Linked DNA regions of Homo sapiens: regions 1 and 3 are each linked to region 2. A link is an interaction called in ENCODE POLR2A ChIA-PET data of the cell type or tissue named here. Cell type or tissue: Panc1. All regions are shown on one strand.

Region 1 (8,000 bases), 220 kb after region 2:
AAATATTTATACATGTGCAGGAGAAAAAAAGACTAGAAAATATACCAAAATATAAATAGTTTTACCAATGGATTGTGGGGTTATAGGATTAGAGAATGATTTTTCTTTCCTTCTATATAGATTTCCTATATTATATAGGTTTCCTGCAACTATATGTTGCACTCTGTAACAGTGTATTTTAAAACTTTTGCATAAAAAGGAAATGACAGAGAAAGATGGAGAAGTAAAATTGCAGTACAATTCTTATTTGCTAATTGACACAAAATCTTTGCATTTCTGAAACACTGAAAAATAAACTTCATAGATATTCCTTAAGAAGAATTACATCTGAAATACTTAAACAACATTTTAGGAAAGTATGCTATAAAAACAAAAGATGGCCTTATTACAATGCAAGTTGAACTGAAGAACAGAGGCAGGTGTGCAGGGGGAAGGAAATGACCTAAAAGCCTAATAGCCTCAGTTATAAAAAAAATTTTGTTTAAATTTGTGTGTTATGGGAAAGTAGAGAACCTTATGTCTATTAACAGTTCACCAATAAGTCCACTCAGTATAGAGAACCTTTACTTCGAAGATTCTGGTTTTATAGTCCACCTTATCATGACAAAGGAAACTTTTGAGTAGTAATTAAAATAAAGGAAAATCATATAAGATTATTCTAGATGAAATCACATTTGTTTACCTTAAAATTTCCCTACCTACTTGTTAAAGCTCTCAGACCATGACCCTTTGATTTTATAGGAAGTCCTCCAGGGCTACTCCTTGGTCCCTGAAATTGCTCAAGTGTGCACCATTTTCTTTCTTTCTTTGGGTTTTTTTTTTTTTTTTTTGAGACGGAGTCTCGCTCTGTCACCCAGGCTGGAGTGCAGTGGTGTGATTTCAGCTCATTGCAACCTCCACCTCCTGGGTTCAAGCGATTCTCCTGACTCAGCCTCCCAAGTAGCTGAGATTACAGGCGTCTGCCACCACACTCAGCTAGCTTTTGTATTTTTAGTAGAGATGGGGTTACACCATGTTGGTCAGGCTGGTCTTGAACTCCTGACTTCAGCTGATCTACCCGCCTTGGCTTCCCAAAGTGCTGGGATTATAGGTGTGAGCCCCCACGCCCGGCCATGTGCACCATTTTCATCCCGAGAATAGCAGCATCTTTAAATCCGTTCCCTCTGGGATTAAACCCTCCTCTTCTCAATCCCTCAGATAATGAATGTAATATTGGTAACCTAGAGAGCTCCGTCTCCTGATTTCTCCCTCCCTCCAAAAGCTTTTGCTACCATAGATGTAAAACTACTTCCAATGATTCATGAAAGAAGGAATTGAGTGAGCTGATTTCTCTATACATATTTATAAAAACAATCTATTTTGACCTGAAAATGGTACTAGCTCAACACACTAGATGTACATAGAATATGCCTTTTTATAGGCTACACTTTATGAACTCCCAATGATGAAAATAAGATTCTTAAAAATCCATACCTGACTAAGAAGTTGTCCATGAAAAATGTTATTTACAACATTCAGAACTTGTTTGATGAGTTTCCTTTGAGAAGTGGGGATAAGAGCTGGTAAACTGGTACCAGTTGTCTCTAATTCACGTTGTATTTTATCTAAAAGTTCACAAAGAAATTCCTGAGCGTCTTGTTGGGCGTAACCACGAAAGGCAGGAATGAGTCTCCACACTGAGTGTAGCATAGCAAATGGTGAGACCAACGCCCACTTTCCAGACCACATGACTTGGAACAAAGTATGCAATTCATGACAAAGAGAAATGTACTGTGAAGTTGGCTCCTTTGGCTGAATAAGTTCCATCTTTCTACCTTTTGATGCTCCACCACTTAGTCCTGATGACAGACTTGATTGTCTGGAGCAAACAAAACCTGTATCTTTTTCCTGACATTCATTCATTTGATATACTACTGTATCTGTGACTGGTGGATGCTTACAAGATCTTGTCTTCTCGCTAGCAGTCATAGCCAGCCATTGGTTCAGATCAAGCTTTAAAAAACATTGTCGAAAAATAAGTAAATGACTCAACACCTGAAGAACAGAATTCATATAGCAAGTATTTCCCAAATTTCTCAATCCTGTTACACCAGGAGTTACTATTGGCCTTCGTTTAACTGAGGAGTCACTGACTTTTTGAGATATTTCATTTTCTGAGGTAGAGAGTACTTTATCTTTTGCTGGTGATGCTGGCGTTTGTGCTGGCACCTGAACAGAAACTATTTCTATTATGGTCGACTGAGCGAGCCCTTGTAAACGTAAACTCTTTCTTGGAGGCATACTTTCCAATTCTGCTTTAACTTGATACTCCAATTCCTGCCGTCTTTTCTTTACTTCTCTTTTTACTACTATTTTTTCCTGAAATGGTTCTTCTTGCTTTTTTCTTCCAATGGGTGATTGTTCAAACCATGTTCGAAAGATTTTACCCATTAGTATCCTTCTCCTGTGCCAAAGAGCAGTATACAGTTGATCTTCACTTTGAAGCAGAGATTGGGCACCGTCATGTAAGAAATAAGAATCATCACCTGTACCCATGGACCGTAAAAACCTCCCACTACGAGTTGTGCAGTGATAATTTTGACTTTTGATGGCACTTAATGTACGTCGTAGTAACTTCAGGTCTCCAGTTGTGTTATCATTCAGAACATAATCATCACAAAGGTAACAAAAAACGTACATCTCATTCACCTCCAATGCAACAGGATGACTGCTTTCTTGAAAGTGCTTGAGTGCATGCTCTTCAATATATCTTCCACAGGCAACATGGGAGCAGCTAAGGCAAGCCCAAATGGACTCGGTCGTGTTGCAGTCCACACAGTGCCATTTCTGAGGGTTGAGGCTGGAATGGTCTTGAGCAAGCTGCAGCTGCCCAACATGTTTGCACGTATCCATTGCTAGCATTTATTTAGTCTAGCTGAGAAATGCATAATCCAAACAAGTCTCTGTTCACAACACTTGAAGCATCTGAAAACTAAACAGAACAATGTCAAGTGTTAATAACAAGATGCTAATATTTTTCATATTTTTTCCCAAGAATAATAAAGATTTGTGTCCTCTGCTCCCAATTTCTAGGCTGCTTATCATAATACCATTGGCAGTTCTCCCATTTCCCTTTCTCTAAACTTCCCTAACCTCACATCCACCTTGCTCTGAAAGCACAGACACTTCACTTTCTCTAATGAGGCGCCTTTAGCTTTTGTTTTTAACTTTCTGCCACCATCTAGTGGTGAAAAATGGGTAGTAATCACTTTCCACTGAAATAGCTTAAGATCTATCCTTTTTTACCCAGTAGTCTGAGGGCAGTTTCCAAAACTGCATTCCCTTTTTTTTTTTTTTTTGAGACAGAGTCTTGCTCTGTGGCCCAGGCTGGAGTGCAGTGGTGCGATCTCAGCTCACTGCAACCCCTGCCTCCTGGGCTCACGTGATTGCTGTGCCTCAGCCTCCCGGGTAGCTGGGATTATAGGAGTGCACCACCACATTCAGCTAATCTGTTTTTCGTATTTTTACTAGAGACAAGGTTTCGTCATGTTGCCCAGGCTGGTCTTGAACTCCTGAGCTCGGGTCATCTACCCGCCTTGGCCTCCCAAAGTGCTGGGATTACAGGCGTGAACCACTGTGCCTGGCCCCTTTTCTTAATGACAGGGGTTGGCAAGACCCAAATATATCTCACTAATATTTATAAACATTATGAGCCTTATGTGGAGTTAATAAAACATAATCAAAGATGAAAAGGTGAGTTTTAAGGCAGAAAAACATAGGTTTGAATTGTACCTTTGCCACACACTGTTAAATGTATGATTTTGAGCAAATGTTTTAACTTCTCTAAACCATCTGTAAAAGAGGGAAAATCATACCAACTTCAATTGAGTTGTTGAAGAACTGAGAGATAATATTTATCTGACACATGGTAAATGGTAGTTTTAATTGTATCTATAGTGAACGAATCTTATTACCCTATTTAAATAAATCATATTACCATTAAACTTATTTTTTTCCATTTGGTAAATCAATAATTACCTTTAATTCATGGCTCTATAACATACTCTGAGGCCGAACAGACTTGACAGTTGGCTTTAGGGAAAGAGAAAGACAGAAGAGGAGAATGTGCTTTTGTATTTGAATATTCTCAGAAACATACAAGGAAATAAAGAGAAAAAAAGGAAGAATATGAAGTGGGTGGCAATAAGCTTTTATTACATTCTAGCAGGCCTAAACCTATCTGAAATTATAAGCTTATTTTTTTAAAAAAGCTTATGTGATTTTTGACACAGAACTTGTTCCTTTATCAGTTAAAGTCAGGAACACTTCTGCTGTAAGTTATTTACATGTAATGAACAGAAATCTTATTTAAAAAGCCGTGATCACAAACACTTTTTTCATTGATTTAATACAAATCAAAGACAAATTTCAGGGTTTGGGTGGAGACCTAGTTACGGAACACTAAAAACACCCTATGTATCATGACCAAGGCATTAAATTTTTAGGGCAGTTGAAACTGTGAATTTCAACGGTACCTGCAAGTGCCACCTCCAGGCCTTAAGAAAACTGCAAAAGCAGTTGATTTTTGGTTCCTTCCCACCTCTTTTTGTAAAATCTCATATTCGTTCCTTAATTTTTAGGTATCAGGTACTGACCAGTCCCAAATCTCACATGTTCACATGTTTCTTTCTTTCCTTTTTTTTCCTTTTTTTTTTTTTTTTTTTTTGAGATAGGGTCTTGTTCTGTCACCTAAGCTGGACTGCAGTGGTGCAGTCTCAGCTCACTGCAACCTCCACCTCCCAGGTTCCAGCGATTCTCGCACCTCAGCATCCCCAGTAGCTGAGACCACAGGCATGTGCCATTACGCCTGGCTAATTTTTGTATTTTTGGTACAGACATAGTTTCACCATGTTGCCCAGGCTGGTCTTGAACTCCTGGCCTCAAGTGATCTACCCGCCTAACCCTCCCAAAGTGCTAGGATTACAAGCGTGAGCCACCGTGCCCAGCCCCCATTTCACACGTTTTAAGTGCACATTTTAAATTTACTCCTCTCTCTAAAAATTTCCAGAGGTTTAAAATCTGGTCAAATATGGTACTTTATTAGAACACCTAGGATTTGACAATAGTTGCTAATGGCAGAATTGAGACATCAGTGATTTATATATTCCACTATCCCATATCTTTCTGTACTGAGGCAAGAAACCTTAGAGTCATCCTTGACTCTCTCTCTCTAAATCAATCCTTCAGGAAAAATGATTGACTCTACCTCCAAAATATACTGAGAATCTGACTTACTTAGTGCCTCTACTGCCACCAGCCTGATCCAAGCTACAATCAAGTCTTACCGGGATTACTGCAGTAAGGCTCCCAGATGGTCTCTCCACTTCTGTCCTTACTGCCACCAACAGTCTACTCTCAACACACAGTAGCATGGTCTGCATCTAGACCTAAACAACCACTTTAGGGGATCCTTGCTGTGACCCTCCTCTATTAATGTGTAGTCAGCAAGGCCAAGGGCATGTGGCCACCTGAAGTCTGCACACACCAGCAACTCCCCTTCTAAGGCCACTCGCTGGTACCTGGGACTCAGAGAATTACTTGCCCTAATCATCCCCAAGCTTGCTTCTAGGGCCTATGAGCAACACAGAGCCACTGAAGAAATCTGTAGAGGAGAATGATATGATCAGATCTGTGGGTTACAGAGGGATCTGAATTACAAAGAGCTCTGGAGAAGGGACGAGTGATTAAGAGAGACTAGCAGTCCAGAAATTATAAGGAAATTAAAGCTGCAGGAGTATAGCAGTTTTGAAGAAGGGGGCAGAGGTAGAATTAGTGCTTAACAAACATTAGTTGAGAGAATTTACTCAATTTGGAGGTTAAGGGAAGGATCTAGGGCTCTGTATTACCTTTTATTCAAAATGATAAAATGAATACAGAGAAAATTTAGTTAAACATGTTTCTGGCAAACCATAGAAAATAATTTTTATATTATTTTATTTTTTGAGACAGAGTCTCACTCTGTCGCCCAGGCTGGAGTGCAGGGGTGCTATCTTAGCTCACTGCAACCTCCACCTCCTGGGTTCAAGCGATTCTCCTGCCTTAGCCTCCCGAGTAGCTGGGATTACAGGCACACGTCACCATGTCCAGCTAATTTTTGTATTTTTAGTAGAGACGGGGTTTCACCATGTTGGCCAGGCTAGTCTTGAGCTCCCGACCTCGTGACCTGCCTGCCTTGGCCTCCCAAAGTGCTGGGATTACAGTCATGAGCCACCACGCCAGGCCGAAAATAATTATTAGTTCAACATCCTTGCAGAGGTGAAGAAGGAAATGCCAGCAAAAAAGATCATTTCATTCCAAAATTTTAAAGACGTAGAATGAGTTAACACTTTCAGAAAAGGATCAGTAGGAAAAAGCCTGGTGAGAATACATTTATTCTGAGGTTACCTCTGGGTAATGGGACTGAAAATTACTGTACTTTCTTTATTAATCTATACTTTCAAAATTGTAAAAATAACATGTTTTAAATAAAAACAGCTCAGATAGTGTTAAGTATGTGCTAAATTGTACACTAACCTCTTTACTCCTTTCTCTACTCTGCAAATAAATTCCCTTGAATACAAAAAAAGTACCTGTTTCATTGAAGCTATTGCTAAAAAATCTATTTAGATAATAACAAAGTACTTGACCTTCAAAGGGAAGTGGCATCTATAATTAAACACATCATTCTATTTGATACAAAATTGTGAAAAGGGTGAAATCTTGATTAGATGTCATCTATCTGAGACATCATGGTAGAAGAGAGGGATTACAGTAAAACGGTGAGCGAGCACACACTGGAATCTAAATCCCCGAGTTTAACACTTGACAGGATTTACTATGTGACCATAAATTACGTGCTACATACCTCAGTTTTCTTATCTGTAAAGTAACAGTGGTAATAATACCAATAGGGTTGTTGAGGGAATTAACTTAGAACAACTCCTGACACTTAATAATATGGCCCTGAGTACATCTTAGCTGCCAATAGTAATAAAATAATAATAAATTATTATTATAAATGCTAGTTTCCTTCTAGTTGATCACTTTTAGCCAGGGATTCCTTCTTCTCAGCCAAATGTGTACTAAGCCCAACTAAGGTGCTAACAGATAATCAAGATGTTAGCTAAGAACTAAGGTCTGACCTCTCCCAGGGGAATTTGCATTTTAAAAGGGGGGGGTCTCTCAAAGATAAAATCTTTTTAAAAATAGACGTGAAACCAGAATAGTGGAATGACGGATCACGAGATTAATATTTTAGCTCAGGGGGCCCACTTACCCTGTCTACTTATGAAAGAAATCAGTAAGGGGTAGACGACAGAGGCAAGGGCACCGTGGAAAGCAGGAGCTGCAGAGCCAGGCTGCTGTCCCTAGAGATCTCCAGTAACTCAGACAGTAACTAGGGTATCCCCAAAGGGGTCTCATCACACAAAGATCTAAGAGCTTGGAGGAAAGAAAGGAGGATGGGAGTATTTTCTTGACACTTCCTATATTCCTCTACTGGGTTCAGAGCACCTCTTTTCATTTGCTAATCCACCGCTGTGAAGCTATGCATTCGCTCTGGCGTCAGCAGATTGGATGTATGATTTTTGGCAGTATATTCATTTTAAAGAGGTATTACCTGACAAAACATTTTTATATCCCTCATGCAGATTCTGACAAAATATTACCTGTACCAATATAATAGCACCTTACAAATAGGATGCTTGAAATGAAATCTATAAGGATTAAAACTATCTGTGCTATAATTCTCATGCATTTAAAAAATGTTTCACACTCCAAATTCAAATCAGTAGCTATCAAATGGCTTTTTTTTCTTTTTTTACCAGTGTGACTTGTCAATGAAATGGCTTTTTTTTTTGTTTTTTTTTTTGAGACGGAGTCTTGCTCTGTCAACCAGGCTGGAGTGCAGTGGCGCGATCTAGGCTCACTGCAAGCTCCGCCTCCTGGGTTCACACCATTCTCCTGCCTCAGCCTCCTGAGTA
Region 2 (8,000 bases):
GGCGCCTAGAGAAACCGGGGCAGGGCTGTGTGTTCAGTTCTTGCAGGAATAGCTTAGTCTGATGATGTTTTATTGAGTTTTAATTTTAGTAGAACTTCAAAACCTGGAATAATCTAACCTAGAGGTTCTCAGCATTTTAACAACCAAGAACCCATGATACTCACCATGGGTGTCATGTTTTGAAGGTTTTCACCACAAAATCTACATTCATTAAAAGCCCTATAATTTGTGCACACACACATACACACACACACCCTTTTCAACATTAACCAAAGCCAGCCTGGCATGGCAGCTTACACCTGTAATCCCAGCACTTTGGGAGGCCAAGGCAGGCAGATCACTTGAGCCCAGAAGTTCAAGACCAGCCTGGACAATATGGCAAAAGCCCATCTCTACAAAAAAATACCAAAAAAAAAAATCAGTCACGTGTGATGGCACATACCTGTAGTCCCAGCTACCTGGGAAACTGAGATGGGAAGATCACCGGAGCCCAGAGGTCAAGGCTGCAGTGAGCCTTGATTGCACGCCACTGCACTCCAGTCTGAGCAACAGAGTGAGACCCTATATCGAAAAAAACAAAAATTAACCAAAGCCATAATGGCCACTCAGAGTGTTTGGTGCTAAGGACAGAGCAGGGAACAAGGTTTCTGCCCTCATTGAATACTAGAGGGGAAAGTTAGACAATAAATATATATTGGGAGGCAGGTGATGGTAAATGCTGTATAGAAAATAAAGCTGAACATGAGGGCTATGTGGGAATGGAGAATACTTTTTTATACAAGGTGGTCAGACATGAAAGGAGTGAGGGAACCATCCCCGCAAATACCACAGAGAGAAGAGTTTCCCAAAAGTAGTGAGAGGTAAGTGGCTAAAGCCCTGTAAGAACAGGGCTAGGAAGGTCAAGGAGCACCTTGTAATGAATGGAATATGGTTTTACTCTTAATGAGATAGGAAGCCACTGAAGGGTTGTAAGCAGTGGAGTTGACATGATTTCACTTAGGTTTGAAAAGCATTATTAAGTTTAAAAAGCATTCTTTTTCATGGAAGTCTGACAGGGATGGGGAGAAGGGAGACCTGTTGGTTATTGCAGTGATCTATGTGAGGGAGGATGGTTGGTGGTGAAGGTTGTGAGGAGGGTCAAATTCTGGATATATGGTGAAGGTAAGGCCAAGAGGGTTTGCTGATGTAATGAATCTAGTCTGAGAAAGGGGAAGTCTAAATAATTCTAAGGTGTTTGGTCTAAGAATCTGGAAGAACAGAGGTCCTTTTCTGAGATGGGACAGGCAGCTGGTTTTGGATAGGTTCAGTACGAAATAGCTATTAATCAACAGGTGGAAATGTTGAATAGGCAGTTTGATATAAGAGCCCAAGTTCGGCCAGGCGCGGTGGCTCACGCCTGTAATACCAGCACTTTGGGAGGCTGAGGTGGGTGGATCATTTGAGGTCAGGAGTTCGAAATCAGCCTGGCCAACATGGTGAAACCCCACCTCTACTAAAAATTACAAAAATTAGCCAGGTGTGGTGGTGCATGCCTGTAATCCCAGCTACTCAGGAGGCTGAGGCAGGAGAATCGTTTGAACCTGGGAGGATGAGGTTGCAGTGAGCTGAGATTGCGCCACTGCACTCCAGCCAGAGCGACAGAGCAAGACTCTTTCTCAAAATAATAATAATGGTAATACCAAAGTCATGAACATAGGTTGGAGTACTGTGTCAGAACTCTGACATCCTTGGGGAATCTACATTTCAGAGGTTAGGAGACAAAAAGGAACTTGCAAAGGAGACTGAAAAGGAGCAGTTGGTGACAGAAGTGGTGGCCTAGAAGCTGAATAACATTTTGTTATAAAAGAGGCCATGACTAACATGTCAAAAGCTGCCATAACATCAAGAAAGGTGGGGCCATTTGTATATCTTTTTTGAATAAATGTCTGTTCAGGTCCTTTGCTTGTTTTTGAATTCAGTTGTTTATTTTTCTTGTTGTTGAGTTGTATAGTTCTTTACATATTCTGGATATTAATCTCTTATCAGATTTTGCAAATTCTCCCATTCTGTAGGTTGTGTTTCCACTATCTTGACAGTATTCTTTGATGCACAAATGTTTTTAATTTTGCGGAAGTCCAATTTATTTTTCTTTTGTTGCTGAGTTTCCTTATCTTTTTCAAACAGGACAATAATGCTATCTGATTCATAGGCTTGTTATGTTGATTAAATAAATTAATACATGTTAATACAGATAAAGGGATTGAGACAGAGCCTCCCACATAAGAAGAACTCCATAAATGTTAGCTATCATCCAGGCTAAACTTACAGTATAAAACCCAGTGGTCAGCAGTATAAAATTAGGACATGTGACACAGAAGCCAGAGGAGGAAGGGGTTTAAAGAAGCACATGATCAACAGCACAAATCTTGCAAAGATGATAAAAACAAGCAAACAAGCAAACTTAGACATGACACCTAAAAGTCAGACAGTGGTGTTCAGGTCAGACGCCAAATTATACTGGATGAAGAAATGTTGCTAGACCCTTTCTGATCTCCAGAGCCAGATCTCCTGCTGTTTCAGCTCTTAGGGTGCTACAAAATGAGACAATCTGTTGGACTTTGCTGAGACATAGCAGAGAGAACACTAGATTTAACTGGGTTAAAGTGTCTGGTCTTTTACCACTTGATCTCTGTGGTCACCTCCCATAGCTCCAGTTCTCTCACTTATTGAGAACAATTATTCCTATTTCACAAGGGCATTGACAGGTTACAGTGAAGAGTAAGCATAATAGTAAGTCATTAATTATTAAGATCAGTACATGGCTCCTTTCTGACTGCATGCCTTGTTCTGTTATTCCAACACTGTTGGAATGAACACTGTTGTTCTTCCAGCACACCAGGTCCCACCAGCCACAGGCACCTGTGAGGTGGGACATTCCCATTTTACAGATACTTGGCTTATAGGTTTGCAATAATAAAATGAGATTAATACACATCAAATGCTGGCAACAATATTGGCGGCAGTTTTATTCTCATGGAAAGTTCTTGCCTGATTTTTAGTAGTGCTTTTCTCTTCAGGTCCAATTTCTGGGCCACTGTATTCCTCATAGCTTGCGATGTTCACCAACTTACCCAACCTCAGTGTTGCCATAAGAAGCAAGTGCTTATATATTATCATTGAACGTATCAATGGAGCTTTTTGTTCCCTCTGCTTTGGTTGCAGATATGAGAACGCACATTAAGTGGGTTATGAGTGTTCTGTTTGAGGATTTCATCTACTGGTGAATAAACAAAACATGGTGCTCTTGCTGGGTTCCTACAGCTACCAAAGCAAAGATGTCTTCGGTAGAGTAACTATGTCCGGTCCTGATCACTTTCGCCCTTGCAAGCCACATTTCAGAGCAGGATGTAAGTCATGTTTATTTAGTCTGGTTTTTACCCTGTTGTCTGGTTCCTGTTTATTCTTTTTTTAAGGTTTACATTTATTTTCTCTTTCTTTTCCTTTTTTTTTTTTTTTTTTTACAAAGTCTCACTGTCACTTAGCCTGGAGTGCAGTGGCACAATCTCAGTTCACTGCAGCCTCAACCTTCCTGGGCTCAGGTGATCCTCCCACCTCAGCCTCCCAAGTAACTGGGACCACAGTCATGTGCCACCAGGCCCTGCTAATTTTTGTATTTTTTTGTAGAGATGGGGTTTCGCCATATTGCCCAGGCTGGTCTCAAACTCCTGGGCTCAAGCGATTTGCCTACCGCAGTCTCCCAAAATGCCAGGATTACAGACATGAGCCACCGCACCTGGCCTATATTTGTTTTTGATTTATTACATATTCTAAGATACCTTAGGAATGAATAGATTTTGAAAATAGAGTAGGAAATTCTATAGAGAATACCTGAATGGTTTAGAAAAGCCAAAAGCGCTATTATGATTTTATAATATTTTGTTTATTAATAATGTATGGTAACAAATAGAATATTTAATTCAACATGCATTTATGGAATGACCTTCCTTGTACTAGACATACATTCACAGACATGCTCACATACATGCATGGGAATCCTAATTACCACTTCAGGCAACATAACAATTCCCCTGTTCACATTTAGTTTAATCACAGGACCCCTAAAAGAAGTTAATCAAGGCCGGGCATGGTAGCTGAGACCTGTAATCCCAGCACTTTAGGAGGCTGAGGCGGGCAGATCACTTGAGGCCAGGAGTTCGAGACTAGCCTGGCCAACATGGTGAAACCCTGTCTCTACTAAAAATACAAAAGTCAGCCAGCCATGGTGGCGGGCGCCTGTAATCCCAGCTACTCAGGAAGCTGAGGCAGGAGAATCTCTTGAACCCAGTAGGCAGAGGTTGCAGTGAGCCGAGATTGCACCACTGCACTCCAGCCTGGGTGACAGAGTGAGACTCCATCTCAAAAAAACAAGAAGTTAATCAAGTGGGCAATTTATTTCTCTGTGTTGTTCCCTTACATATTAAAACTATTCAGCTCATTTCTTTGGAATCACTCCCCCATGCCGCCATCCTCAATGTTTAAATTCCTTATTACTCATCAGGTTAATGTGAGAATCCTATTGCAAAAGCACTGTGTAAACTGAAAAGGTTTTCTTTTTATCTGGTTGGGGGATCCAGTCTGGCCTACTTTATCTAGTTGACTGCAGTGAGAGGTTAAATGTTTAAACCCTACCAGTTACACCATTGTTCCAGGAATTGAATTGAATGGAATTAAAAGACTTTTCCAAACAACTCAAACCAAGCAAACACTCCCTGATTTGTTCTCTCAAACAAAATATATTAGCCTGTGGCGACTAAATATTGACCTAATGACTAAATGAAAGCAAACAGATTCTATAATGCTCTGAAGTACTCACCACTCAACCTCAGTGAAACTCAATGAAACTTCCCAAGAAGCTTCCAGAGAGCAACTCTTTCAGTTAAGTAGGGACTGGAAAAGGTGCATGTCTTTAAGTAGAGAGAGTAGAGACCTCGAAAACACTCCCCCCTGAGAATCCTAAAAGTCTCATTTATATAAAAACAAACAGGAGACAACTCCCCACCCTATCTACCTGTGTGATATCCTATTTTAAAAAATAGACCAGGGGCTCAACATTGCTAATGGACCCATTTAACCCCCCATTTCTACACACACACGCACACACACACACACACACACACACACACCATCCTCACTACATTTACCACCATCATCACTAGTCAAAGTCGTAAAGATTGAGCTCCATATGTGAGTGTGACGCCCATTCCCTCAAAATACTATCAGCCCTTAGTATCTAAGGTTCCACATTCATGGATTCAACAAACTGCAGATGGAAAATATTTGGAAAAAAAAGAACAATCAATAATAAGTAATAATACAAATAAAAATGCAATACAACTATTTACATGACATTTACATTGTGTTAGGTATTATAAGTAATCTAGAGATTATTTAAAGTATATGGGAGAATGTGTGTAGGCATATGCAAATACTATGCCATTTTATATCAGAGACTTGAGCATCCTCAGATTTTAGTATTCTTGGGGGTTTCTGGAAGCCCAGACTACACCACTATGCAATATAGGTATGCAAGAAATATGCACTTGTGCACCCTAAATATACAAAAATTTTTAAAAATTAAAAATGGCTACTAAACTAGGTTAACTTTTAAAGCACAGAGCCATTACAGCTGTCACATAAAGGATAAGGAACAGCTGTGCACTGGGAATTCCTGATCTTAAAATAACTATCATGGCCACCCCCAGTGGCTCATGCCTGTAATCCCAGCACTTTGGGAGGCAGATGTGGGCAGATCGCCTGAGGTCAGGAGTTCAAGACCAACCTGGCCAACATGGTGAAACCCCGTCTGTACTAAAATATAAAAATTAGCTGGGCGTGGTGGTGCATGCCTGCAATCCCAGCTACTCGGGAGCCTGAAGCAGGAGAATCGCTTGAACCTGGGAGGCAGCAGTTGCAGTAACCCAAGATCATGCTGCTGCACTCCAGCCTGGGTGACAGAGCTAGACTCTGTCTCAAAAAAAAAAAAAAAACTATCACGACATCAATGTCAATCAGATTTTCATACTTCCTTGGTAGGTACTGGTTTTTCTCTCAGTCTACGAAAAGCTTTTTCTTAAGGCTCCAAGTAGAAGACATGTAAGCCTCTGTTCAAACATGCCTCTAAAAGCAGAAACTGGAAATGGGACTACAGGGTGACTGGCTGCTCACATACCATGTTTGGCTGGTGGGATTTGGTGAGGGAAGTTACTAAGTATATCCACATTAAGAGAGGACTTCCATTTCCCTTCTCTCTGTGACCATCCAGCCCCCCTTTAACACTGTGACCATTCCCCAAAGCTCAGCATGATGAAATCTCTGTTTCTTACCAATAACTGACCCCTAAGTTCTTAAACTTGTTTTGATAACCACATCCCTGTTGACTTGCCATACAGTCACAGAAAAACCTCTCAATGCAGCTTTATAAGATAGGCCTCCTTGCCAAGGAGAACCTGCATTCTAATTCCTCAGATTCAAACCAGACATGCCCAAACCACCTGCTTCTAGATATTTGTACTGGTCTCCATGGTACCAGACTCACATACTTAGAGTGAACTTTGAAGAGTTCAAAGCCACACTGAAGGAGGTACTAGACTTGGAAAGAAAACAGAATGAAAAATTCAATTATTTGTAATTGTCTAATTATTAGTTGGTTTTCTTCAGATTAATTCTTTTTGTTTTGTTTTGTTTTGTTTTGTTTTGTTTTGTTTACAAACTCTGTTTTTTGAGACAGAGTCTTGCTCTGTTGCCAGGCTGGAGTGCAGTGGCATGATCTTGGCTCACTGTAACCTCTGCTTCCCGGGTTCAAGAAATTCTCCTGCCTCAGCCTCCCGAGTAGCTGGGATTACAGGCATGCAACACCACGCCCAGCTAATTTTTGTATTTTTAGTGTAGATGGGGTTTCACCTTGTTGGCCAGGATGGTCTCCATCTCCTGACCTCATGATCCGCCCGCCTTGGCCTCCCAAAGTGCTGGGATTACAGGCGTGAGCCACCACGCCTGAACAGATTAATTCTTTTCTTAAACTCCATGCAGTATTTATTTTGTTTTTTAGAGGAGAACTAGGGGCCCATAAAAATAGCTATAAGTATTTATGTTTCTGTGGCCCATCTTGTACGGCTCTCACTGGGTAAGGTGTTAAAAGTGAAACTGCTGTTTAGCTTTCAAGCATATTCTGTTTGTGTGAATTCTCCCTGTCCTAAGCTTCAATTACTTGATTTTTCTTTGAGACAGAGTCTCTGTTGCCCAGGCTGGAGTGCAGTGGCACGATCTTGGTTCACTGCAACCTCCGCCCCCTGCATTCAAGCGATTCTCCTGCCTCAGCCTCCTGAGTAGCTGGGACTACAGGCGCATGCCACCATGCCCTGCTGATTTTTTAGTAGAGGCAGGGTTTCACCATGTTAGCCAGAATGGTCTTGATCTCCTGACTTCATGATCTGCCTGCCTCTGCCTCCCAAAGTGCTGGGATTACAGATGTGAGCCAACGCGCCTGGCCACATTTCCTTGATTTTTCTAGCCACTCTCTCTGTTATCATGCAGGAAAAAGTGGAGAAAAGGTAATTTACTTAGAAGAATAAAGAGCAATCAATTTCACTCTCAATACTTTCCCCTGTAAAAGCCCTAATGGAAGTGTCACCCAACCTTCCTAACTAGCAGTGTTATATTAGGTTGCCGCAAAAGTAATTGCAGTTTTTACCATTAAAAGTATGCAATTACTTTGCACCAACCTAATAGGAAGCAAACTTTCAAAGTCATTGATCTCTCAACAGCTATGCCTTTCTATTCATGTTACACTATGGAATTAGGATAGGCACCTATGAAGACTTTTCCAAACTAGAGCTCATGGCTAAACACGTGATTTTGCATGTGATTGCACAGGTGAGTCAAATCAGGCTCACATTATATCTCACTTTATCAGTGAGGCCAATCAGACTTTATCTCTTATGGGCTGCATCTGAAGCAGAAAC
Region 3 (8,000 bases), 190 kb before region 2:
TTCTGCCTTAGAGAAAGTGTTAAAATAACTTTGATACATACAATTAACCCTAGGTTTTAAAATAAATACTTGCTAAACAGAAGTTTTCCGTAAGGGTTTTTAAAAAAGAGTCATCTATTAGCGGCTGGGCGTGGTGGCTCACGCCTGTAATCCCAGCAGTTAGGGAGGCCGAGGCAAGTGGATCACGAGGTCAGGAGTTCCAGACCAGCCTGGCCAATATGGTGAAACCCCGTCTCTACTAAAAATACAAAAATTAGCTGGGCATGGTGGCACGTGCCTGTAGTCCCAGCTACTCGGGCGGTTGAGGCAGAAGAATCACTTGAACCCAGGAGGTGGAGGTTGTAGTGAGCCAAGATCGTGCCACTGCACTCCAGCCTGGGCAACAGAGTTAGACTCCATCTCAAAAGAAAAAAAGTCATCTATTAATTTAATTGTGATCTTTTTTATATGCGCTTGTTAGCCTGTACATAGCTCAAATTTATAGCTTCAGAACACTATAACAGATGTTTTAAATATCTCATTTTCTACCAACATGAGAAATCCTAGATTTCTAAAACCTAGAGGCAGTTAATATCATCCTAAAGGCAAAGACAACGAGAAAAAGTAATATAATATGTTGTTAAAGTAGCCTTTTATATAACATAAATATTTTGAACAAGATCAAAGAAACCACCTGATCCACATTTAATCAAAGGACTATTTTTTTCTAACTACATAAGTGGAAAAGACTTATCAGAGGAATTTTAAAATTCCTGTATCTTATATTTTCTCTATCAGGATCCTTACTGATTTAACTTGTTTCAACACTAATGTAATAACCTTCCACAAATGAAAGGCTTTTTTCTGAAAAACAAATTATACAACATATAGCACAGGTAGATGGAAAAAAACTAAAAGGATATGTGATAGCCATCTCTGGATGGTAGAAGATGAAAAAAGACTTAGTTTTTTCATAATCCTTAAATATTTTTGTATGCACAAAAGATCCCTTCAAAGACAAAAAGTGGCCCTTACAAAAATAACACATCACCAGAATATACTTTCTCAAACTGAGTGAGTATCTTTTGTGACTGCTACTTGCACTGAAGTCTGCCTCTGACTTTATTTTTTTGAGATGGGGGTCCTGCTGTGTCGCCCAGGGTGAAGTACAACAGGCACGATCATGGCTGATTGCAGCCTTGAACTCTTGGGCTCAAGTGATCATCCTGCCTCAGCTTCCTCAGTAGCTGGGATGACCGGTGTGTGCCACCACACCCAGCTAATTTTTAAATTTTTCTTTTGTAGAGACAGGGTCTCACTATGTTGACTAGGCAGGTTTCAAACTCCTGGGCTCAAGCGATCCTCCCAACTCAGTGCTGGGATTACAGGCACGAGCCACCATGCCCAGCCCTGCCTCTGACTTCAAGGGGTTTACAATCTAGTGGAGAAGATAAGGCACAGATCCATGGTATAATTAAACAACTAAAAGATTTAGTCACAAGACAAAGGGCAAGATCAATACAATTTTTAGGAATTGAGAAGGAGAAGGCTCAGTGGGGGCCTAAGTGATTGGGCATGACCTCAAAGAGGAAGACTGTAAGCCCCATCAGGGCAGGGGCCACCACTGGGTTGTCTGCCAGTGTATATGGGTGTCCAGCTCAGGGCCAACTTATATAAATATTTGTTGGTGGAGTAATTAATGGAGGAGAGAATCTGGTTTTGAAGGACAGCTTTCAGGAGACAGCAAGAAACCTACTATAGCTAGACTAAAGGAAAAGAAGGTTCAGGTAATTCTGGGTTATAAACTGGTCTTTATACTATGAATAAGTGGGTTTTCAACTTTTCTAATAAACAGAATGAAAGTGTGTCCTTGGAAGAGAAATTAGGCAGTAACTGTGCTAGGCTACATGGAGGGGTGATAAGAGGTAGCATGACCACCAGCAAGATATTGCTATAAAATGGCGTGAGTTTAGAAGGGCCTGGCCTGGAGCCTAACAGAGAAATAGAAGGAGCAGAAACTAGAGGTGGAGGAAAATTTGCTGGCAGATCCTACAGGGAGGAAAGAGAAAAGGGAAGGATTTCAGTCCTTTCCATAATTTTGTGACTGGATGACTGAAAGAATGCTTTTAAACATTTATTAATCCATCCGTCCATGCATCTATGCATCCATGCATCCATGCATGCATGCATGCATCCATCCATCCATCCATCCATCCATCCATCCATCCATCCATCCATCCATCCAACATTCATTGCTGCTACCGCATGGGGATTCTCAATCTTATAAAAAAGAGCAACTCTCCCTTTCCCTAATTACACCTGTCAGTTGACTGAGTCTCTGATGTGTTCCAGGATCTATGCCTGACACTGGGATAGGATAATAAAGATGGTCTCTACCCGGAAGAGATGAGAAAGAAGAAGATAAGTAAAAGTTAAGGCTGCTCTGATAACTACAAGTTAAGAAAACAGATAAGTCTGTTTTCTTCCCATTCTTCCCAACTTCAAACAGGATCCAGCCTGATAAACTGGCCTTGAGTAAAATTTACAAGTTTTGTTTGTTTGTTTTTTCTGAGACAGAGTCTTGCTCTGTCACCCAGGCTGGAGTGCAGTGGTACGATCTCAGCTCACTGCAACGTCCACCTCCCAGGTTCAAGTGATTCTCCTGCCTTAGCCTCCTGAGTAGCTGGGATTATAGGCGCATGCTACCACGCCCAGCTAATTTTTGTTTTTTTTTGTAGAGACAGGGTTTCACCATGTCGGCCAGGCTGGTCTCGAACTTCTGAGCTCAAGCAATCTGCCCACCTCAGCTTCCCAAAGTGTTGGGATTACAGGCGTGAGCCATCATGCCCAGCCAAAATTTATAAATATTTAGGCTTAAATTATATAAATCACTGATTTTGTTATACAACTATATGCATTCTTTTAGATCCGGTTTGAACTGATCTTAAAAAAATACTAACAAGAATGTAGGTGTAAGTGTTTTACTACCATGCAGGAAGAGATTGCCCAAATAGAATACCCTATAGAAACCCAAAGTAAGTCCAGAAAAGAAAACACTGGAAGACAATACCATGGTTATTTGAACAGCAGTGACAGACTGCTCTATCTGGGGATTTCCGCTGATCTTTTCTAAAAGGATTCCAGAAGAAACCATCTTATCTTATCATCTATGCATATCTCAGTGGGAGGCACAAACCTACTTACATTGAATCAGGCAGGACTCCTTCCCCTTCTCAGCCTGAAACTTAAAACAGCAAAGTTGCCAGGAGTTGCCTCAAATGAATGAAGTACCACTCCTGCCTGCTCTTGTATATTTTGTGCATTTGGAATCAATCCAAACTCCAAAATGGAAATAAAAGTACTTAACCTCACAAAGTTGTTGGAGGATTAAATCATTTGAGCTTTATTATCCAAAGTAATTAACATGTTTGAAAGATGCAAATTTAAGACTTAAAATCCAACTTTAAAAAATCTCAGACTGGGCCCAGTGGCTCAGGCCTGTGATGCCAGCACTTTGGGAGGCCAAGGCAGGAGGATCACTTGACCCCAGGAGTTCGAGACCAGCCTGGGCAACATGGGGAAACCCTGTTTTTACATAAAATTTAAAAAAAAAAATCTCAGTGCCTAGACAGCAGTACTTTCACAGCAACAGTAGATATGTCTTGCAAAGTAAAGAGTAATCAGAACATCACAAAAATGAGTACTGGAAAATCAGAATTTTAAATAAAAATAAAAAGCATCAGTTAACAGGATGGATCACTTAAATACAAAAATAAAAATAAAAAAGCAAATCTTTAGTATTGACCTGCAAGGTTATAGGAATGTCCTTAGGATTATAGGAACATAGGTGCTTCAATTAAAGCTGTGTAGCCTTGGGAGGACATTTCACCTTTGTGCTTGTGCCTTTCTTTTTAGGAGAAGATATCATCTCTAATATAAATGTTGTCTCAATGTCATTCTTTGGACAAAAAACATTTTGGCTAAAGAGTTTTTTTTTTTTTTTTTTTTTGAGAGGGAGGTTGCTCTTCCTGGCTAGGCTAGAGTGCAATGGTGCGATCTCAGCTCACCACAACCTCTGCCTCTCGGGTTCAAACAATTCTGCCTCAGCCTCCTGAGTAGCTGGGATTATGGGCATGTGCCACCATGCCTGGCTGATTTTTGTATTTTTAGTAGAGATGGGGTTTCTCCATGTTGGTCAGGCTGGTCTCGAACTCCTGACCTCAGGTGATCTGCCCGCCTCAGCCTCCCAAAGTGTTGGGATTACAGGCGTGAGACACCACACCTGGTGAGATGTTTTAAACCTAGCTTAAAACCAATCTAAATTACTTCCTGAACAGCTTCAACATATCCAAAACTGACCCAGATATTTTGGAGGCCACTAAATTATAGATATAAGACACACTCCCTGAACTCAAGGTTGGAGAACTGAAGCAATCAGAGATGGCTACAAAGAGAATGGACTTCTGACCTGACTTCAGGTCAGGCTTAGGGGAAGGAAAGAATTTTAAGCAATGGAAGAAAAGGCATAGGATGAAGAATACAAAGTCTACTACGTTCTTTAATTTTAGTCCTGATTTCGTGGCCTTGAATAAGCCATTCATCACTTTTCCCCCTTCCCAAATCCACCAGTATCGAGGGCCTATTATATATAAGGTATTGTGCAACAATTAACGAATGGAAAAGCCGAGGTGGGCAGATCATCTGAGGTCAGAAGTTTGAGACCAGGCTGGCCAACACAGCAAAACCATATCCCTACTAAAAATACAAAAATTAGCCAGGTATGGTGGCAGGTGCCTGTAATCCCAGCTACTTGGGAGGCTGAGGAGGGAGGATAACTTGAACCTGGTAGGCGGAGGTTGCAGTGAGCTGAGATTGTGCCACTGCACTACAGCCTGGGTAACAGGCAAGATTTCATCTCATAAATAAATAAATAAATAACAGAAAAGATTTCCCAATCTAAGATTAAGTAAGAGGTAGCTCAAACTAAAAATAACTCCAAGCTCACATGATGTTGGTATTATAAAACAAAATTCTTCTTCTTTTGTTTAAGAGACGGAATTCTCACTGTCACCCGGGCTGAAGTGCAGTAGCATGACCATGGCTCACTGTAGCCTCAAATTCCCGGGCTCAAGCAATCCTCCCGGCTCAGCCTCCTGAGTTGCTGGGTTATAGGCATAAGCCACTACACCTAGTTAAAATCTATTTTAGTAAAGAGAGTTTTTTAAAACCTGCTTTTGTCATTTCACACTTTCTCAATAAAAAACAAACTAAGCATGAAACCTAAATTTAACATATGTAGACTTTTTACTACTTAGAACAGTCGTAGTGTGTAAAATAAAATAAATAATATGGCCGGGCACCGTGGCTCATGCTTGTAATCCCAGCACTTTGGGAGGCCAAGGCAGGCGGATCACAAGGTCAAGAGATCAAGACCATCCTGGCCAACATGTTGAAACCCCGTCTCTACTAAAAATACAAAAAATTAGCTGGGCGTGGTGGCATACGCCTGTAGTCCCAGCTACTCGGGAGGCTGAGGCAGGAGAATCTCTTGAATCCAGGAGGCGGAGTTTGCAGTGAGCTGAGATTGCACCACTGCACTCCAGCCTGGCAACTGAGCAAGATTCCGTCTCAAATAAATAAATAAATAAATAAACAAATAAATAAATAAATAATATGTAAAAATTAATCTTTGCACTAAATTTTCAGATTCTTGTTCCATTCCCCTCCCATTTGAAACTACAGCTGTCTTTTGCCACTAAAAACAGTACTTCATTTGACAGCTATGGAAAGAGCCTATGCCATTCAATAGCTGGTTTATGAGAAGCACTGAGTTTATCTAGCAAAAACACAACATGTGTATCAGTACTTCCCTTTGTCCTGTGTATTCTAAATCTCTGCCAAAAGCAGAAGTAAGAAAGTACAGAGGGACAGGATATCCTTAAATTATTCAGTTGGCTTTATGTCATTCCAGACAGAAACCTAGTGCCTGATTCATCCTTAGAAATTTAAATTAAGGGCCAGTTGTGGTGGCTCACGCCTATAATCTCAGCACTTTGGGAGGCCAAGGTCGGCAGATCACTTGAGGTCAGGAGTTTGAGACCAACCTGGCCAACATGGTGAAACCCCGCCTCTACTAAAAATACAAAAATTAGCCGGGCATGGTGGTGCACACCTGTAATCCCAGCTACACAGGAGGCTGAGGCAGGAGAATCGCTTGAACCTGGGAGATGGAGGCTGCAGTGAGCCAAGATGGCGCCACTGCACTCCAGCCTGTCCTGGGGCTAAAAGGTAGGTCTTCCTCGTGAGCAGTCTGTCACTAGGCAAGCTTTGAAGTGCTGAAGCCTTTTCCCTAAAGAGAAATGAGGAAATCCTGGTTTTTCAGGATTCACCTATTATCTCCAATATAGCTCTTGGCTTAAGAGAGTGAAGTTAAGAAGAAAAGCATGGACACCATTTCTTAAGGAGAGTAACAGAAACCCAGTACCTCCAAATTTACTTATAGAACACATTGACTTTACGGTTGTGGCCACATTTTGACGTTCTTGTCCATTTTGATACAATTTTAATGCGTATTATATATGCATATTAAGTCACTGTACATCCAATACAGTTCAGCAAATATTCCAGAGACCCTAGTAGTAGGTGTTGGGTAACTATGTTTGGTACTGAGACTACACTAGCCTTTTTGTGATGCCAAACCACTTAATTTCAATAAGCCTGTTATCTCATCTGTGAAGATAAAACTGATATTTGCAAGGCTATGGTGAGGATTTAAAGAGCCAGTGAATATAAAGGCCTGATTACAGCAAGTTCCTTCACTCAAACACAGTGTTTTTGCTTTTTTCTTTCCTTCTTTTTTCCTTACTAAACAGACATAGCTCTATAATCTTGAAGCTTACAGTCTAGTAGAAGATAGACTATTATCATAAGGAAATAACTATCAGGATAAGAATACTACTATTACTAATAATAGTAAAAGCTAATACTTATGTAGAACTTGTTATAATTAAAGCATTATTCCTGTTTTTTTTAGACAGGGGTCTATGTTTCCCAGGATAGTCTCAAACTCCTGGGCTCAAAGATCCTCCCGCCTCAGCCTCTCCAGTAGCTGGGACTACAGGCGTGTCCACTGCACCCAGCTACGGTACTATTCTAAGCACTGTCCACATTTAGCTCATTAATCAAACCTTATAACAACCTTCTGAGGCAAGTAACTAGGGCTATGATAATGCTATATAAATATGTGGGAGTGACCCTCTAAACTCCACTCTCGAGTAGTTGGGGAACGTACCTTCTTGGAATTAATAATATTAGCCAGGTGAAATGATGCACGGGTATGGGCTTGGGATGGTCAAAGATGTTCTGAATTAAAAAGCAGCTACATGTATGAATGCCCTGAGGTGAAAATGCACACATGGATGGATGATCAAAGAACCGAAAGCCGTTCAGTTCAGGCAACGTATATGTAAAGTATATAAGCAATCTACAAATCCACGTATTAGGCAACGTGGTGACGGGGGTGATATACAAAGAGAGGCACCCGAGTTTCATAAAGGCAAGAAGAGTTGGCTGATGGATAAACCAACTGGGTGGTTGGCAAAATGCTGGAGAAGCCCACCTGTCAGCAACAGCCTGTACTGGGGGATCCTCTGAACCGGCTTGAGCAGGTAGTGCTTGAGGGCCAGATTAGCACAGCGAGGGCTCATCTGAAAGGAGAAGGCATCTAAATTAACACAGTGTTTTCTAAGAAGCAAGGGACCCAGATTCAAGTGCTCAGGAAGCCAAACTTTAAACATCAAGCAACTCTGGAAGGAGATTCGTAGAGAGGCTCCCTTTTATTTTAAGGTACAGCTGTTAGATACACTGAGAGTGAACCCCAGCCAGACTGACCACCAACCTCCACCCTTTCCTGTAGGCAGTCCCTGAAACCATTTGCTCCTAGGAAAAACTTGTTAACAACCCTCTCAAAGAGCGTGGTAGCCACAGTCTGTGTCCTAGGCTAGTTAGAGCCCACCCTACTC

The links. Peaks named below come from ENCODE experiments on the same cell type or tissue, not always from the same donor. Only the 100,000 strongest peaks of a DNase experiment are listed, where the experiment ranks them.
Region 1: POLR2A ChIA-PET joins it to region 2 with 10 read pairs; 6 of 35 experiments call an interaction of 5 or more read pairs at or near these places.
Region 3: POLR2A ChIA-PET joins it to region 2 with 12 read pairs; 2 of 35 experiments call an interaction of 5 or more read pairs at or near these places.

The regions. Positions count from the first base shown.
Region 1 is chr12:95,531,356-95,539,355 of GRCh38, forward strand. USP44 (ubiquitin specific peptidase 44) reads right to left here. Exons shown (of 6, transcript NM_032147.5): 2 at 1,474-2,971. The coding sequence starts at 2,901. Among named protein-coding and RNA genes, the nearest start is that of USP44, 16 kb to the right of the region's middle. In Panc1, CTCF peaks have their summits at 3,238 (motif pointing left) and 3,443; a DNase peak (open chromatin) is centred at 3,206; H3K27me3 peaks cover 293 bases.
Region 2 is chr12:95,313,616-95,321,615 of GRCh38, forward strand. No RefSeq gene overlaps it. Among named protein-coding and RNA genes, the nearest start is that of MIR3685, 7.7 kb to the left of the region's middle. In Panc1, no CTCF peak of the experiment used is centred here; a DNase peak (open chromatin) is centred at 4,656; H3K27ac peaks cover 416 bases.
Region 3 is chr12:95,127,142-95,135,141 of GRCh38, forward strand. FGD6 (FYVE, RhoGEF and PH domain containing 6) reads right to left here. Exons shown (of 21, transcript NM_018351.4): 8 at 7,598-7,685. Among named protein-coding and RNA genes, the nearest start is that of NR2C1, 58 kb to the left of the region's middle. RefSeq lists a silencer at 5,759-5,959. In Panc1, no CTCF peak of the experiment used is centred here; no DNase peak of the experiment used is centred here.